2 separate regions of the Homo sapiens genome follow, and region 2 is linked to region 1. A link is a loop called in an ENCODE intact Hi-C map of the cell type or tissue named here. Cell type or tissue: PC-3. All regions are shown on one strand.

Evidence for each region. Peaks named below come from ENCODE experiments on the same cell type or tissue, not always from the same donor. Only the 100,000 strongest peaks of a DNase experiment are listed, where the experiment ranks them.
Region 2: a loop joins it to region 1, with 5 times the contacts of the local background. A loop is called at or near these places in 2 of 110 quality-filtered maps.

Annotation. Positions count from the first base shown.
Region 1 is chr1:209,093,026-209,101,025 of GRCh38, forward strand. The region is part of intron 1 of LOC107985255 (a long non-coding RNA gene); the gene reads right to left. Among named protein-coding and RNA genes, the nearest start is that of LINC01774, 120 kb to the left of the region's middle. In PC-3, a CTCF peak has its summit at 1,555; a DNase peak (open chromatin) is centred at 3,276; H3K4me3 peaks cover 435 bases; H3K27ac peaks cover 1,429 bases.
Region 2 is chr1:209,165,223-209,173,222 of GRCh38, forward strand. It overlaps the pseudogene LOC100652908. Among named protein-coding and RNA genes, the nearest start is that of LINC01696, 160 kb to the right of the region's middle. In PC-3, no CTCF peak of the experiment used is centred here; DNase peaks (open chromatin) are centred at 3,169 and 7,249; H3K27ac peaks cover 1,485 bases.

The DNA.
Region 1 (8,000 bases):
TAACATACCTAGAGCTAAACAAGCTGAGTTTATTACTCATTGCAGTGAGGGAGAGCAGATACCATGGGGAACCTTGGGTGTCTCAGTAAGAGGGCATTAGAAAGAAGAAGCTATTGCAGGATTTGGAGTTTGCTTGGATGATTTGTTGGGCAGGCTAAGGAAGTAGGAGTTGACTCTAGATTGGGGATCTCAGAAAGAGAAGGAAATTCTATGATTGGGTAATTCAATAAATCTTATCTAAGGGAGCATGCAGCTGCAATTAGTAAAGATGTAGGAGTTATTCATTTTAGCCAAGAGGGGATGTTTAGTATTTTGTGGATGGCACAATGACATTGTTTCTGTTTGTGCTTAGACAAAATTATGAGGTGGGCTTATGAAGTGGGTTTGTTTTTGCTTTGTTTTATCATGGTCTCAGAGTAACCATATCTGAGTTTAGATTTTGTGAGATTGTTTGCATCCAATAGGAAAATAATTCAACCTAGCTGTAAGCCTCAGGCCAGCTTTCAAATGTCAGAGGATAACTTTTTCTTTTTTCCTTTCAGTCAAAAACTGAAAACAATCCAAATGTTCATCAACTGGTGAATGTATAAACAAATTGTGATGTAGGTGGGAACTTTTGGGTATGTGAAAATGGTCTATGTCATGATTGTGTTGGTAGTTTTGATTACAAACATTTCTCAAACCTCATCAACTTGTATTCTTGAAGTTGGTGAGTTTTATTGTATGTAAATTTTATCTCTATAATCCTGATTTAAAACATATATATTTGCCCTCCTTTTAGGGTAAAAAATGGTTCAGTTCTTAGAAACATTCTAACCTATCTCTTGCTTCTAAAGGTGAGTAAAAACATGTCAATTCCTTCTAATTAGTTAACCTGCCCCAAGAGTAGAGAGAAGTTTTCTAATACAGAGGGGGACAAAGTTGGTTTCTTAGTGGATCCCCCCAGTCGTCAAGGGACACTTTACTACTTTTCTTTCCCCAGAATTGATCCTGTCAGTGGCCCCAGTATTCCAATTTTCATGGCCACAGCTCTGAGTATCCCAGATATGAATATCCTGGCTCTGATGAAATAAAGGTCAGCAAACAAAACACTGGGAAATTATCTCCCTTCTCTTGACTTCAGTTCTTACCCTAAACAAAGGGAGATGGGTGGATAACAAGGATTTTTCATGGTACTTCCAGCTCTAAAAGTGTACTATACAATGCTGCCTTAGATATTCAGTGTATATTGGTGTGTGCATGCATAAATATGTTGTTAATAATGTGGGTTGAACAAGAGAGAGGTGGACGCTACAGAGTTGACAGATTATTTCATCTAGTTAAAACAGCAGAAGTCTGAATGATTTATGGGAATTCTTCAGAGTGTATAATGCTTATTAATTTAATAAAAATGGTTATTGCTTATAATAATGGAAACTACTTAATAAAAATAAGATGGAAATATCCTTAAAGTAATAATTTGATTTCAGCTCTGATTCTTCTCATGTTAACTTCTCTGGCCAAAACTCAGTTTCTAACACTAGTGCTACCATTTGACTCCACCAGAGGGGTCTACTCTGAGCCCCACAGTTTAGCAGGCTCCTCTCTGTCCTACTCTTCCAACTGCTCTCCACTCCATGGAATGAAAAGTCCATGGGCAGAAAGGACATGCCTACCCAGTGACTGTGGTTTCCCTCCCACCTCATCCATCTAGACCACACTCAGAGTACCTAGACCCCACAATCCCCTGCCCAATCAGCTTGGAGTTCACTGCCAGCAGCTAGGTAGGTTTTCTCCCAGGTCTTTCTGTTTTCCCATGCCTCAGATTGAGGGGAAGAAAGAGGTTTAGTGATGAAGATTGGACACAGCTTGATTATACAGACTGTGGCCTTCACATGCATGCTCACTGAGGCCCTTGTGATGCAACTCACAGACAGCAGTGGGAAGAAAAAGAAGGGTCATAGGTCAGGGACCAGGTGTCCCCATGTCCCCATGCTACCACGTTCAGCAACAGAATTCTGAGGAGTCTAAGAGTTCTGCATGCACACTGGGGAGTAAGGCTGTTATAAATGTCAATGTAGACATTTAGAACATAACTTATTTAACAGTTAGTTGGTTTGATTTAAAATGTTTAAATAGGTAGACATATGGAATATGAGCCTCCATTTGGTACTTTTGCCTTGGGGTTCTGTAACCATTAGGAGCAGGCCTGTTCAGAACCAGTAGACAGGTTGAGGGTGTTTACTTGCTATAGGCAATGTACCTCAGCCTGGGCTTACATAGAAATGTCTGAAGTGCACCATCTCTGTGCCATTGACTCCCTTCCTGTTATTGAATGCAAGAATTTAGACCATGATTTTCAATGCTCTGAGTCCCTTCTATTTATCATTCCACTTAATTTAAAACAAAATAAGTGGAAGGATTCTCATTATAAACTCTGATTAGTGGTATATTTAATATATACTGACCTTAATTTTCTACCACAGAGATTAGTTTAGGAGAAAGCCAAGTCTAGCATGAAAAGATTGGGGAAGGGAGGTGTTTTCAAATGAGTTCAAAAAAAAAAAAAAAAAAACCATTAAAAGTAATTTTGAGCTGTACCAGTTAAATTGCTAGCCAGGAAAGGGGGCAAATAAGTCAAACAGAAAACAAGCAGATAATGAAGTACTTGGAGAATTTATAGGATACAACATTTACCAGAAATAGAAAAAATACATAGGTAAAAAAATAAAAGCAAGGCCTATTCAGCTTCGTAAGGCCAGCTTTGATTAGTTCTCAGGCTTTCCACTGGAGAGAGAGAAAGGGGTGTGTGTGTGTGTGTTTGCACGTGTGCACACGCAGGCGTGTGTAAGGATGAAAAGGGCACGGGGGGAAAAGTCCCTGCAAACAGCTCCTTGTTGTTTGCAGAAAGTAACCTGACCCATCAGGTTATCCCCCGTGGTGGTCATATTTTCATCTAGCTCCCTTATTGGGAAACAAAATATATCTCACAAGACATTCTCAGCCTCCCTAGAACTTCTGGTGTCATCAATTTGCCTTCAGAGTCCTGCAGGGTTAAGAAGAAAGTGTGGAAGTCTTGCTACAGCAGAGAGATTTAATGATTAACTGTGGGGTTGACAGGTGTCCAGAACACCCAGTAATCTTGACATTTTGATGTCAAAATAAACTTACTGGAAGCAGGTATGTGGGTTTAAAAGACATGTCCATATGGTGTCTGCTTATTTCACATGAGGAGTCATTTTTATGATCTATAGTGCGTTTCCAAAATACTTAAGCCATGACTCAGAGACCCACTCAGACTGGGCAGACCAGTGCCAGTAGCCCACAGGCTGGGAGCAGGTCCCTGGCTGGGCTAGATCAGGGAGGACAGGCAGAAAGCCTTTAAGTGCTGCAAGATCCTGTGTTCTACCGGCCTCATGGGGCATTTAAAAAACATGACACATCTCATTAAAATCAACTTTAATTTGGTGGATATAAGATTTTGCGAATGCTATTAATCCACTCAACCACTGAGTGTAATACAGTGGGAAAGCACCAGGCAGGGATCAGGAGACTTGGCCCCATCCAGCTGAGTAGGTCACTTGCCTTCCCCACCCCGGCCACCTACCTAGGGCTAACTTTAGATGACACTGAGGCATGCCCCAGGAATTGAAAAATGAGGGAAACAAGAACAGTTGTTGAAAATGATTAATTTCACACAAAGTATATCAGAGTAGAAATCTTTAAAATGGTCTGAAAGGGAGTCTAATTTCCTGGATAGTGTCCATTTAAAAGATGAGCAATGAAAATATAGAACACAGGGAAACAGAGCCGTCCATCTGAGTACTGCTCAGTGGAGAAAGCGCTCTGAAGGGTTAATGGGGGTTTGAGGCACCTGGCAGGTGGACCCCTGTGTAGGGAGGCGCTGGGCAATATTAAACCTGGAAGACCCACAGACACTTCCTCCTGAGGCTAAGCTCCACAAGAACCCTCCTAATTACTAGTTGGCTTCTCATGTAGCTTATCTAGAGGAAGAAATTATGTTGGCCAGAAAATGCAAGTGTAGTGTCACCTTGGAAGTTCTAGCTGAAATTGTGCGCTAGGCTGGGTGTGGTGGCTCACACCTGTAATTCCAGCACTTTGGGAGGTCAAGGCAGGCAGATCACCTAAGGTCAGGAGTTCAAGACCAGCATGGCCAATATGGTGGAACCCCCTCTCTACTAAAAATACAAAAATTAGCCAGGCGTGGTGGCACACGCCCATATTCCCAGCCACTAAGGAGGCTGAGGCAGGAGAATTGTTTAAGCCTGGGCGTTGGAGGTTTCAGTGAGCAGAGATTGCGCCACTGCACTCCAGCCTGGGTGACTGAGTGAGACTCCAACTCACAAAAAAAAAAAAAAAATTAAAAAATTGTGTGCTAATAAAAATGTTAGTCTCTTGTAAATTTTTTCTGACTTTACCATTTACTAGCTGGTGTCCTTGGGCATGTTACTTTCCTCTAAATCTCAGATTCCTCATCTATACAAGGGAAAATACAACCTCACCATTCTCCTGGGTTTGCTGTGAGAGCTTAGTGATTAAAGCATGTATTTAGCACAGTGCTGGGCACATAGTATTGTCCAATAAATGTCAGCTAGTACTGTCACTGTGTTCTTTTCCCTTCCTCTTTTCTCTTCTGCCTGCTTCTTATCTTTCCACCCATGTACGCTCCACCTGTCTACTCACTCATCTACCCAGCCCAGCCAGCCAGCTAACCATTCAAGTAAATTTAGCAGTCATTTACCATCCAGTAAAATGTTTTAGGGACCAGGGAATGGGCTAGACACTGAAGCTTCAAAGATAAATTATACATAGTTCATTTCCCCAAGGGCTCACTCTCTTCCAAACACTGGAGGCTGCCATCCTCTAATATAAAGAACATGTAATAGGTGCAGCTGTATTGAACACTTTGATGTTATTATCGATGGTGAGTATCAGTCTCCCTGGTGAACTCTAGGATACAGATAAAATTGAGTCTCTGAACCTGTAAAGCTGAGGGATGATCTCCAAACCTTAATGAATCAGCAGTCTTATTAAGCCTTTTAGAAGCCAGGCCTCTCGTGGTGACATTCCTCTGTATTTCCTTTTACTATGATTCCTCCGTGACAACTTCTACACTATGCATTATGATTCAAAATGTTTGCACATGACAAAATCTGGCTTTAGTAGAATATTTGATGTTGGTACCATAACCCTTTAGGCCAGACTGTCCAAGTCCTATGGATAACATATTTCCAAATGTCTATTATTCCCCTTATGTAAGTTTTCCCTTAACACTATTTTCATCCCTGCCATCCCTGGCCCCCTGCCCAGGAGATTAGAAACCATAACACAGCATCTATTCACTATAAGGTGCTGTTGGGACTGAGAGCATTTGCCTTCCTGCAACGATATTAACAAACTCAAAAGTCCTTGAAGAAAAATGTTTCAGTGGTCACCACCTTTACTCGTGTTTCCACCTAGACTCTCTGAAAGACAGGGTGGGAAGAGTTTTCCACAACTATAAATGGATTTGAAAACTCAGTGAAGAAAATTATCTGTCTCTATGGAGAGCCAGGGTGACATGACAGATAATTAGCAGGACGACCTGTTTCTCTGAGATGGGAAGCTTAGCCATATCAAGGACTTAAAGCCCCCAGTCCTTCTTATATCCCCTAGTGAATTCATTCTCTGCAAACAACCAGCTCTGCCAACTGATAGTGACTTTCACCTTGAATCCTTCAAAGTCACCTTTCTTTGAAAATCCCTTCACTATGACACAGAATAATAATAGCTTTGCTAACTTGGCTGCAGTTCATAGGATATGTTGGGTTGGAAGTGAGTTGAAACCCAGAAGAACTGACCTGTCCAACAGGATCAAGCCTTGAATATGGATGTGCCTCATATACTGTCTTTCTTCAAGGGCAATTACTCATTTTCTCCTTTAGAGTATAGAGCCTGAGCAACTAGAGAGTTTTCCTGATATATATTTAAGTGGATAGAGAGTTTAGGGCAAAGTGGGAGAAATGCTTCTCCACTGGTATATTATGCTGAAATATTTTTTGTTGATGTGCAGTGGTGCTTTGTGTAAGAGGAAAAGAGAAATATGTGCTGAACAGGGCAATGGCTTAACAAAGGGGCAAGTTACCCAATCTATTTCCTGAGACCTGGGCTGATGGCTACTGAATTTCAAGGGTGTTATTACTTGTAATCCACAAATGCTCCCCTTGACTAGCCTTAGGGGCCTGTTTTTAAAATAAGCCTCTCAGAGTAAATTGGCATAAGTAGAAAATTTGCCCTTAACTTTCCTTCCCAGTAGGCAGTAATTTCACTTAAATTTCCCATAGTTTTTACTTACATATTAACCAGTTATCAGGCTCGAGGAGGAGGAAAAAGCTTCCAGAGAACTTCACAGGAGAGGCCCAGGGTAAAGGAGAACCAGGAGATCCACCAGAATGGAGAAGCTTGAGAGGACAAGCCCCTGCCACCGAAGAGCTGCCACTGATTCCGAAAACTGAATTTAAGCTGATTCTCTTGAGCAGTTCCCAATCCTTTTTCCTTACTGTTCAGTCTTGTTCCAGAAGTAGCAGACAAGAGAGTGCCAGTGTGTCCTTTCCTATCTCAGTATGCTTTAGGACATCTCACTTCATCAAAATAGCATAGGCCTCATGTAGCTCAGAGGGCTGAAACTGGCATGCGGCAAATCAGGTGAAGAATTGGTGCCATTCAGGTGTCTGCTTGATGCCCAAGCCATAAACATAGAGGGTTTCATCTCCGCCAGGCACAGCCTATAAATAGGGCTGGCTATCTCTTTCCTCCCTATCTCTCCACCTTAGTTTTCTTCTGACTCTTTTTTCCCAATAACAGTAATAATAGCTAACATTTACTGAACACAGTTCATGTTAAATGTGTGCTGAGCACCCGACTTACTACTTCATTTAATATACCCAAATCCTATAAATGCTATCATTTTCATCATCATCATCGTTATCATTAAGAGGTTTACGGACTTGCATAATTACATGGAAGAGTTAGGGTTTGAATCCAGGTAGTTTGATTCAACGTTCACATATTTTACCATCTCACCAGTTCACCTTAGCTCTATGTAGAATGTTGAGTCATGAGAAAAAGGGAGCAGTTTAATTATTCTGGAAGATGTAGGTTTGTTTAAAGCATCGGGTTTTGTGGTAATAAGCTAGAGGAAAGTCAACTGAATTGCAGCATGAAAAATGTAGGTTAGCAATAAAGAAGAACTTCTTGAAGGCAAAGAATATTTAAAATTGCCATTCCATTATCTTTTTGGATCGGTATAAGTCATGAGAAACAACATTAATACATATGTTTTCAGAGTTGTTTAGGTAGTCACTCCTAAAGCAGAAAATCAATCACCGGCACTTTCCAGACACATTAGATTATTGGTGAATGAATTTCTGGTATTAGTGTTTCCGGCTCTGTCCTTTCACAGCACACGCAGGGAAGTACTCCCTTAGCCCATTAGTCTGCCACTTTTTCTCATTCATCTCTGTGCTTTTGGTTGACTGAGAATTCTTAACAAATAGAATGGCTTCCCCTAACTGCCAGTTCACAGATCAATTGGTAGTGGCTGCCTCTATTGCTGAACCGAGAAGAACTGGCAAGCCAAAAGAACGCAGGCTCTATTTCCTCTGTCTGCCATGGACCAAGGAAGAGTGCATTTGCCAACTGTGCGGAGCATAAGTTGCCTCCTTTATAATGTGCAGAGAGCAGATGATGGGGCAATGAACACGAAAATGAGTTGGGGGCCTGAGGCAGCATGTTGGTGGAGTGTGGAGGGAAGAGCTTTGGGAGCCAGACAGACTTGTGTTGAAATCCCTCTAAATCACAAATTAGCTCTGTGACCTTGAATAAATTATTGAAGCTTCCTGAGCCTCAGTTTCCACATCTTAAAAAGCATCCATTTATAGCTACAAAAAAAGGCGTGCAATGAAAGTGACTATTTATATCGTTTTTTAAAATAAATGTCCTTGCCTGATTTTAATCATAAT
Region 2 (8,000 bases), 72 kb after region 1:
CAGTTGCTTTTTTTACCTCTCAAATCAATCTGAATGATCATAAGGTAGAATTTTATCATTAATGCTTAGTGAAGAAGTTGTACATGTAGTACATTTTCTTCTTCCGAACCACACCTCACAAATTCCCACAGCTCAGAACTATAGAAGATGCCCTCCAAAGAGGTGAAATTTATTTTGAAACTTATTCATGTATGTATAAATTAACTCATTGGAAATCATTTGTGGCATGTCAACTTTGTGTCATACTGCACTCAGTATTCGGGCCCAGAGATGAAAGTACATAGTAATTGTGTTCAAGGAGCTCAGCTGGAGGTATTTTAATTTGAACACAATCTGGCAGTAAAGTCAGACCATTGTCATACTTAACAGCACGGTAAAACTGACAGTTTCAGTGATCCTGAGGAGAGTTTCTGGTCCAACTGAGCTTGGAGCCTATGATTTCGGAAGACCTCACAAGTATCTCAGGAAGTATACACCATGACCAAATGGGAAAAATCCCAAAAATGCCAAGTTAGCTCAACATATAAAAATCAGTCCATGCAATATGCTATATTAATAAAAAATTTAAAACCACATGATTACTACAATCAATGCAGAGAAAATATTTGACAAAACCCAACAATCTTTTATGAAATAAAAACAAACAGCAAACTAAGAGTAGAGGGGAATTTCCTCAACCTGATTATGGTCATCTAAGGAAAACTCACAAGTAATATTATACTTAATAAAGACTGAATGCTTTCCTTCTAATATTGGAAAGATGACAAGGATGTCTACTCTTGCTACCTCTATTCAATACTGTACTGAAGAGTCTAGCCAGGGAAAGTAGGCAATAAAAGGGAATAAAAGTTATCCAGACTGAAAAAAAAATAAAACTATCTCTTATATGTGGGAAGTATTAAGAAATATATATGCATGCACACACACACATGAACACACACAAATTATTAGTACTTATAGACAACCACTGCAAGGTTACAGGACACAAGATAAACATGCAAAGTCAATTGTACAGTCTACACACTCACAGTGAACAATCTGCATATAAAATTAGGAAAACAATTTTATTGACAAAAACATCAAAAAGAAGAGAATACAAATAAATTAACAGAAGAAGTGCAAGATTTATAAACTAAAAACTACAAAACATAATCAAAAGAAATAAAAGAAGACCAAAATAAATGGAAAAATAGGCCATGTTCACAGACTAAAGACCTAATATTGTTAACATGGCAACATTCCCCTAACTGATCTACAGATTTAATGCAATCTCTACCATAATTCCAGCTGGCTTTTTTGCAGAAATTGACAAATGGATTCTATGATTTGCAAGAGATCTAGAATAAGCAAAGCAATTTTGAAAACAAAACAAAGTTTGAGGTCTCATACTCCCTATTTCCAAAACCATTTAAAAAAAGAATTATAGAACAAAATAGAGCTATAATCATTAGGACAATGTGATACTGACATAAGGAAAGACATGTAGATCAATGAAATAAAAGTGAGAGTTTTGAAATAAAACCTCAAATTTATGGTAAACTAATATTATTTTACAAGGGTGCCAAGGCAATTCAACGGAAAAAGAGCCATCTTTTCAACAAATGGTGCTGACACAAATGTTTATCTGTACGCAAAAGAATGAAGTAGGACCCCTACCTCACACCATATACTAAATTAAATTGGAGCAAACATCTAAATGTTAAAGTCAAAATTCTAAAACTCTTAGAGGAAAACATAAACATAAACCTTTATGACTTTGGATTAAGAAAGCATTTCTTCAATATGACACCAAAAAACAAGCAACAATGACAAAAACAGAAACAGACAAATTCAACTTTATCAAAATTTAAAATTTTTGCATTTTAAAGTACACTATTAAAATAGTGAAAAGACAACCCATAGAATGAGAGAAAATATTTACAAATCATATATCTGATAAAGGACTTCTTTGCAGACTGTATAACAAACTCTTACAACTCAACAATAAAAAATAAATGACCCAATTTTCAAATGGGGAAAGTATCTGAACAGACATTTCTCCAAAAATACACAGATGGACAATAAGCAATAAAACTTTGCTCAACATTACTATTCATTAGGGAAATAAAATCAAAACTACAATGAGATATGACATCACTCCCACTAGGATGGCTATAATAATAATAATAATACTTTTTTTTTTTTTTGAGACGGAGTCTCGCTCTGTCATCCAGGCTGGAGTGCAGTGGCATGATCTCAGCTCACTGCAAGATCCACCTCCCGGATTCATGCCATTCTCCTGCCTCAGCCTCCCAAGTAGCTGGGACTACAGGTGCCTGCCACCATGCCCGGCTAATTTTTTGTATTTTTAGTAAAGATGGGGTTTCACCATGTTAGCCAGGATGGTCTAGATCTCCTGACCTCATGATCTGCCCATCTTGGCCTCCTAAAGTCCTGGGATTACAGGTGTGAGCCACTGCACCCAGCCAATAATAATAATTTTTTAAAGCAACTAGCATTGGCAAGAATATGAAGAACTGAAACACTCATACATTACTAATGAAAATGTAGAATGGTACAACCACTTTGGAAACAGTTTGGTATTTCCTTAAACAAAGAGTTGCCATATGATCCAGCATTTACCCAAAAGAATTGAAAATATATGTCTACAGATAAACTTGTACACAAATGTTCACAGTAGCATTATTCGTCATAGCCAAAAAGTTGAAACAACCCAAATGTTCATCAACTGATAAATGGATAAACAAAATGTGGTAAATCCCTACAATGAAATATTAATCAGCCACAAAAGGGAAAGAAATACTGATACAGGATATAACATAAATGAACTTTTATGTAGTAAACAATTTAACTTCACTCAAAGCATGGTCTGACATTTGCCCTTGACTCCTGGGAGGTAATCTCCAGGCCCTTGGAATGTCCTGTCTGAAAAAATATCTTTGTTTGCCTGGGATCCTTGGGCCAGCCAGATACTAACAATCTAATTTAGGGTGAGGGCTTTGGGGCATGTGGTATCAGTTGACCTCCAGAAAGAAAGTCTGAAGACTGAAGTCAGCCATGTGAGCAGCCAGCCAGGTTTATGTGATCAAGCTCCAATAAAGACCTGGACACCAAGGCTCTGGTGTACTTCCCTAGCTGGCAATATTCCATGGGTACAGTCACATATTGATACCAGAAAACTAATGGCATTGGCAAGAATATGAAGCATTCTTGCCAAAGCTGTCCATGACTCATGAGTAAAGAACAACTGGCAGTTTTGCTTTTGGTACTTTTTTGAACTCTGTTCTATGCACCTCTTCCTCTGGCTGATTCTAATCTGTATCCTTTAGCTGTAATAAACCATAATCATGAGCATAATAGCTTTCAGTGAGTTTTGTGGGGTTTTATCTTGATGGTCTTGGGAATCACCAAACTTGCAATTAGTATCAGAAGAAAGAGTGGTCTTACAGACTGTTCCTCTAACTTCTGAACTTTGAAAACATTATGGTAAGTGAAAGAAGCTAGATACAAACGTTATGCATTTTAATACATTTTAAGGAAATGTTCAAAATAGGCAACTACGTAGAAAAAGAAAGTAGATTAGTGATTGCCAGGGGCTGAGAAAGAAGAAAACGAGGAGTGACTGTTAAAGGATATGGGTTTCTTTCAGGAGTGAGGAAAATGTTCTAGAATTAGATAGTGTTGATGGTTGCACAACTGTGTTAGTACACTAAAGCCTACTAAATTGTACACTTTAAAGGAGTGAATTTTGTGATACATGAATTACATCTTTTTTAAAAAGCTTAGTATTTGTGCCCCATAGATTTCCTTTGACCAGGCCCAGAGATAAAAAAGAAAAGGGGGATTGACTGGAGCTGGTAATTTAGTTACCCCAAATGCACTAATAAGCCAAGTCTTGCTAGGGGAATAATTCCTTAGCATGCCTCTATGTGACTTCTCAGGAGAGGCTTCAGTGGATGAGGGACTAGGGGAGCAGAAGTAACAAACAGAAGCTAACAGCCTTGGGCTCTGCTCTTCATCTCACACATACCCTCTGGATAGACAGTAAAATTCAGTGTCAGTTTCTCCATAAAAATTTCCTGTTTAGAAAAAAACCACCTCTTCTGCTTTCTTTTCTCATTAAAATGTCACTTCTAAGTCATTTAGAAAGGGTCAGGTTGCATGTTGGCTCAAAAACCTTTGACAGCTACTGTAATTGCCTAGAGGTTAATAACAGTGATGTCTCTCACAAGTTCAATTTTGAAGTTTCTGCCAAGCCATTACATGTAACCAGGGTAAAGAAATCAAAGGACATTAGAGAGAAGAGAAGAAAACCCAATCTCATCTACCTCTGGACCGTTACCTCTTCCTTGGGACAGGACAAGTTTCTAAGTTGCTGTTCCCTGGTGTAGTTGCATTAGCTCTGATATCTGATCCTGAGTTCTGCCACTAACTAATCACATCATCGTCTCAAGCAAATTATTAAGTATTTTTGCTACTTTTTTTTTTTTGAGACACAATCTCACTCTGTTGCCCAGGCTACAGTGCAGTGGCACAATCTTGGCTCACTGCAACCTCCACCTCCTGAGTTCAAATGATTCTCCTGTCTCAGCCTCCCAAGTAGCTGAGATTACAGGTGCACAACACCATGCCCAGCTAATTATTGTATTCTTACAAGAATAGAGATGGGATATTCTTATAAGAATAGAGATAGGGTTTCATGATGTTGGCCAGGCTGGTCCTGAACTCCTGGCCTCAGGTGATCTGCCTGCCTGGGCCTCCCAAAGTCCTGGGATTACAGGCATGAACTACCATGCCTGGCCTTATCTTTGCTATTTTTAAAAATGGAATACTGCCACCCCTCCTGCTCTGCCTCAGGGCCATCTTGACAAAACTCTTTTATATACTATTACTATAGGGTGAGGCAGAACAAAGACGAACGTGTGCATAGGGTGCTCCAGAAACACCATGAAAGGGCAGTCGCTGAGCTTAGGATTGGGTCAGGAAAGCTTCTTGCACAAAGATAGACATGAATTACTATATTATTATTATTATTATTATTTATTTGAGCCAGGGTCTCACTCTGTTGCCCAGGATGGAGTGCAATGGCATGATCATGGCTCATTGCAGCCTCAACCTCCTGGGCCCAAACAATCCTCCTGTCTCAGCCCCTCAAGAAGCTGGGACTATAGGTGTGTGCCACTGTGCCTGGCTAATTTTTTAAATTATTTATAGAGATGAGGTCTCAATATGTTGCCCAGGATGGTCTCAAACTCCTGGACTCAAGCAATTCTCCCACTTCAGCCTCCCAAAGGGCTAGGATTATAGGTATGAGCCACCATGCCCAGCCATAGACATGCATTAAAATAGCATCTTTTATCATCTGGAGTTGGTTACTTTTAGGAAATAAAACAGAAGATATCTTAAAAACATGTTCAAAGGGTGCTCTAATTGCTTGTGTCTCAAGCATCATGGTATCAATTTTTCCTCTTTTATGGTCATGTAATCACATTTAATTCCTTCTTTCTATTCTTAAAATAAACATCCTAGAGGGAATTATGTTCTCCATTCTACAGATGAGAATACTGAGTTGATAAAGTTTGCATAACTAACTTAAACTTCACTTAACTGGTCAGTGGCTGAGATGGGCTTTGAACCATAGTTTTCCAACTACCATATTCACACTCTGTCTACCAGAGCAGTGGCTTCCAGATCTGGTGATAATCAAAATTGCCTCAAATGCTGTGAGAATCAACAGACATAATACCCATTGCTACATCTTGCTGTCCATCTATTCTATTCTTAAGAGACTTTAAAAAATTCCATCTTTAACACAGTGCTGCATCTTGCATGTTTTCCTTGGGTATTCCTTTCTGAGAGAATTCTCTAGCTTGAGTCTGGGAGTCAGCATAGTAGAATGGGCAAGCACATGAGTTTGGAGCCAGTATCTGAGTCAAAATCTTTGTTCACTATATGATTTTAAACAAGTTATTTGACCTTGCTATGTCTTTGTTTACTATGCAATGGGAATAATGTATCCTTCAAAGATTAAATGAAGAGATTACAAAGATTAAACAAGCTAATGATGTAAAATAGCTAATGAGGTGCTAGGCACAGGGTAATGTTCAATAAGTCACATCTCACGGTACTCTAGCTCACCCCTCTTCAGAGGAAAGGAAAAGAAGTCAAAGGAGCCAGAATCCAAGCCCATTTAAACAGTCTATCCCTGGCCAGCATTCTGGTCAGGGGCTGCTCTTCCCATGTGACCTTCCATCTAGCACTTGAATGTTGCTGTTATGGATCCAGATGTTTCCCATGTATTTGTTTTTCAAATCAACTTAAAACTGGCAAAAGAAAGATCATGCTCCTTCAAAATTAGAAATCCAAATGCTAATGAAAATCCAATTCACCTACTATGTAATGATTACCTACTATGACAGTCACTGGAAGATTAAAAAAGACAAATAAGCAGGACATAGTCCGTGCCTTTGAGGAACATGTGTTTTATTAGAGAGAATTAGATAAGGTCATAAATGACAACAGGCATACCTTGTTTTATTGTGCTTCATATATTGTACTTCGTAGATATTGCTTTTTTTTTTTTTTTTTTTTTTTTTTTTTTTTTTTTTTTTTACAAATTGAAGGGTTTTGGCAACTCTGCATTGAGCAAGTCTATTGGTGCCATTTTTCCAATAGCATATGCTCACTTTGTGTCTCTGTGTCACATTTTGGTAATTTACAAAATATTTAAAATTTTTTCATCTTTATTATATCTGTTACAGTGATCTGTGATCAGTAATCTTTGATGTTACTATTGTCATTCTTCCTTTGGGGAACCATGAACTGTGCCCATGTAAGATGGTAAATGTAATCAATAACTGTTGAGTGTTCTGACTACTCTGCCACCTGATCATTCCCCCATCTCCCTCCTTCTCTCTTCTTGAGCCCCCCAATCCCTGACACAATAATATTAAAATTAGGCCAATTAATAAATCTACAATGGTCTCTAATTGTTGAAGTGAAAACAAGTCTCACATTTTTATGTTAAATCAAAAGCTAGAAATGATTAATTTAGTGAGGAAGCCATGTCAAAAGCTAAGATAGGCTGAAAGCTGGGGCTCTTTTGCCAGTTATCCCAATTGTGAATGCAAAGGAAAAGTTCTTAAGGGAAATTAAAAGTGCCACTGCAGAGCCAGATCTTGAGTCTGAGGTGTTAAGAGTTTACCCTGAGGCCAAGAGAGAAGCCACAGAAGGTTCACGGGAGGGGGAGGACATGAGACATCCAACAGGTCTGAGTTCCTCTCACAGCAGTAGGCTTTGGTCTGAGTCAGGATGAGTCTAGGACTTGCTCCCCAAGGGACTGTGGGGACTGGGAGGAGCGGGGGAGCAGGGAGAAGGTCCAAGCTGAGGGGAACGGCAAAGAGATGTGAAGGAGATGCTCTCTGATCAGGACACACTCAGAGGTACCCATTTCACGTTGCTAACATGCCAGTCGCTGTGCACTTCTCCATAATGGAGATGTTATCATTATGAGGAAACTGAGGTTCAGAGAAGTCGAGAGACTTGCATGAGATCACACAGTGAGAAAGTGGCCCGGTTCAGAGCCCACACCCTTAACCCCATATTCCACTGCCAGATAGGACTCCCCAGACCCCATGTGGAGCTGGGTCAGTGGGGCCTCTCCCACTTGCACCTTATCTGACTCCAGGTCCCACCCTGAGACAGGCTGGTTCCAGGTGGTAGTGAGACGGGACCCCCTGGGACCATGCCAGGCTGGGACGGCCACCATCTGAGGTCGCCCCGGGTCCTTTCCCCTAGCTATGGAGACCAGGTGCAGCACTTCAAGGTGCTGCGCAAGGCCTCGGGGAAGTACTTCCTGTGGGAGGAGAAGTTCAACTCCCTCAACGAGCTGGTCGACTTCTACCGCACCACCACCATCGCCAAGAAGCGGCAGATCTTCCTGCGCGACGAGGAGCCCTTGCTCAAGTCACCTGGGGCCTGCTTTGCCCAGGCCCAGTTTG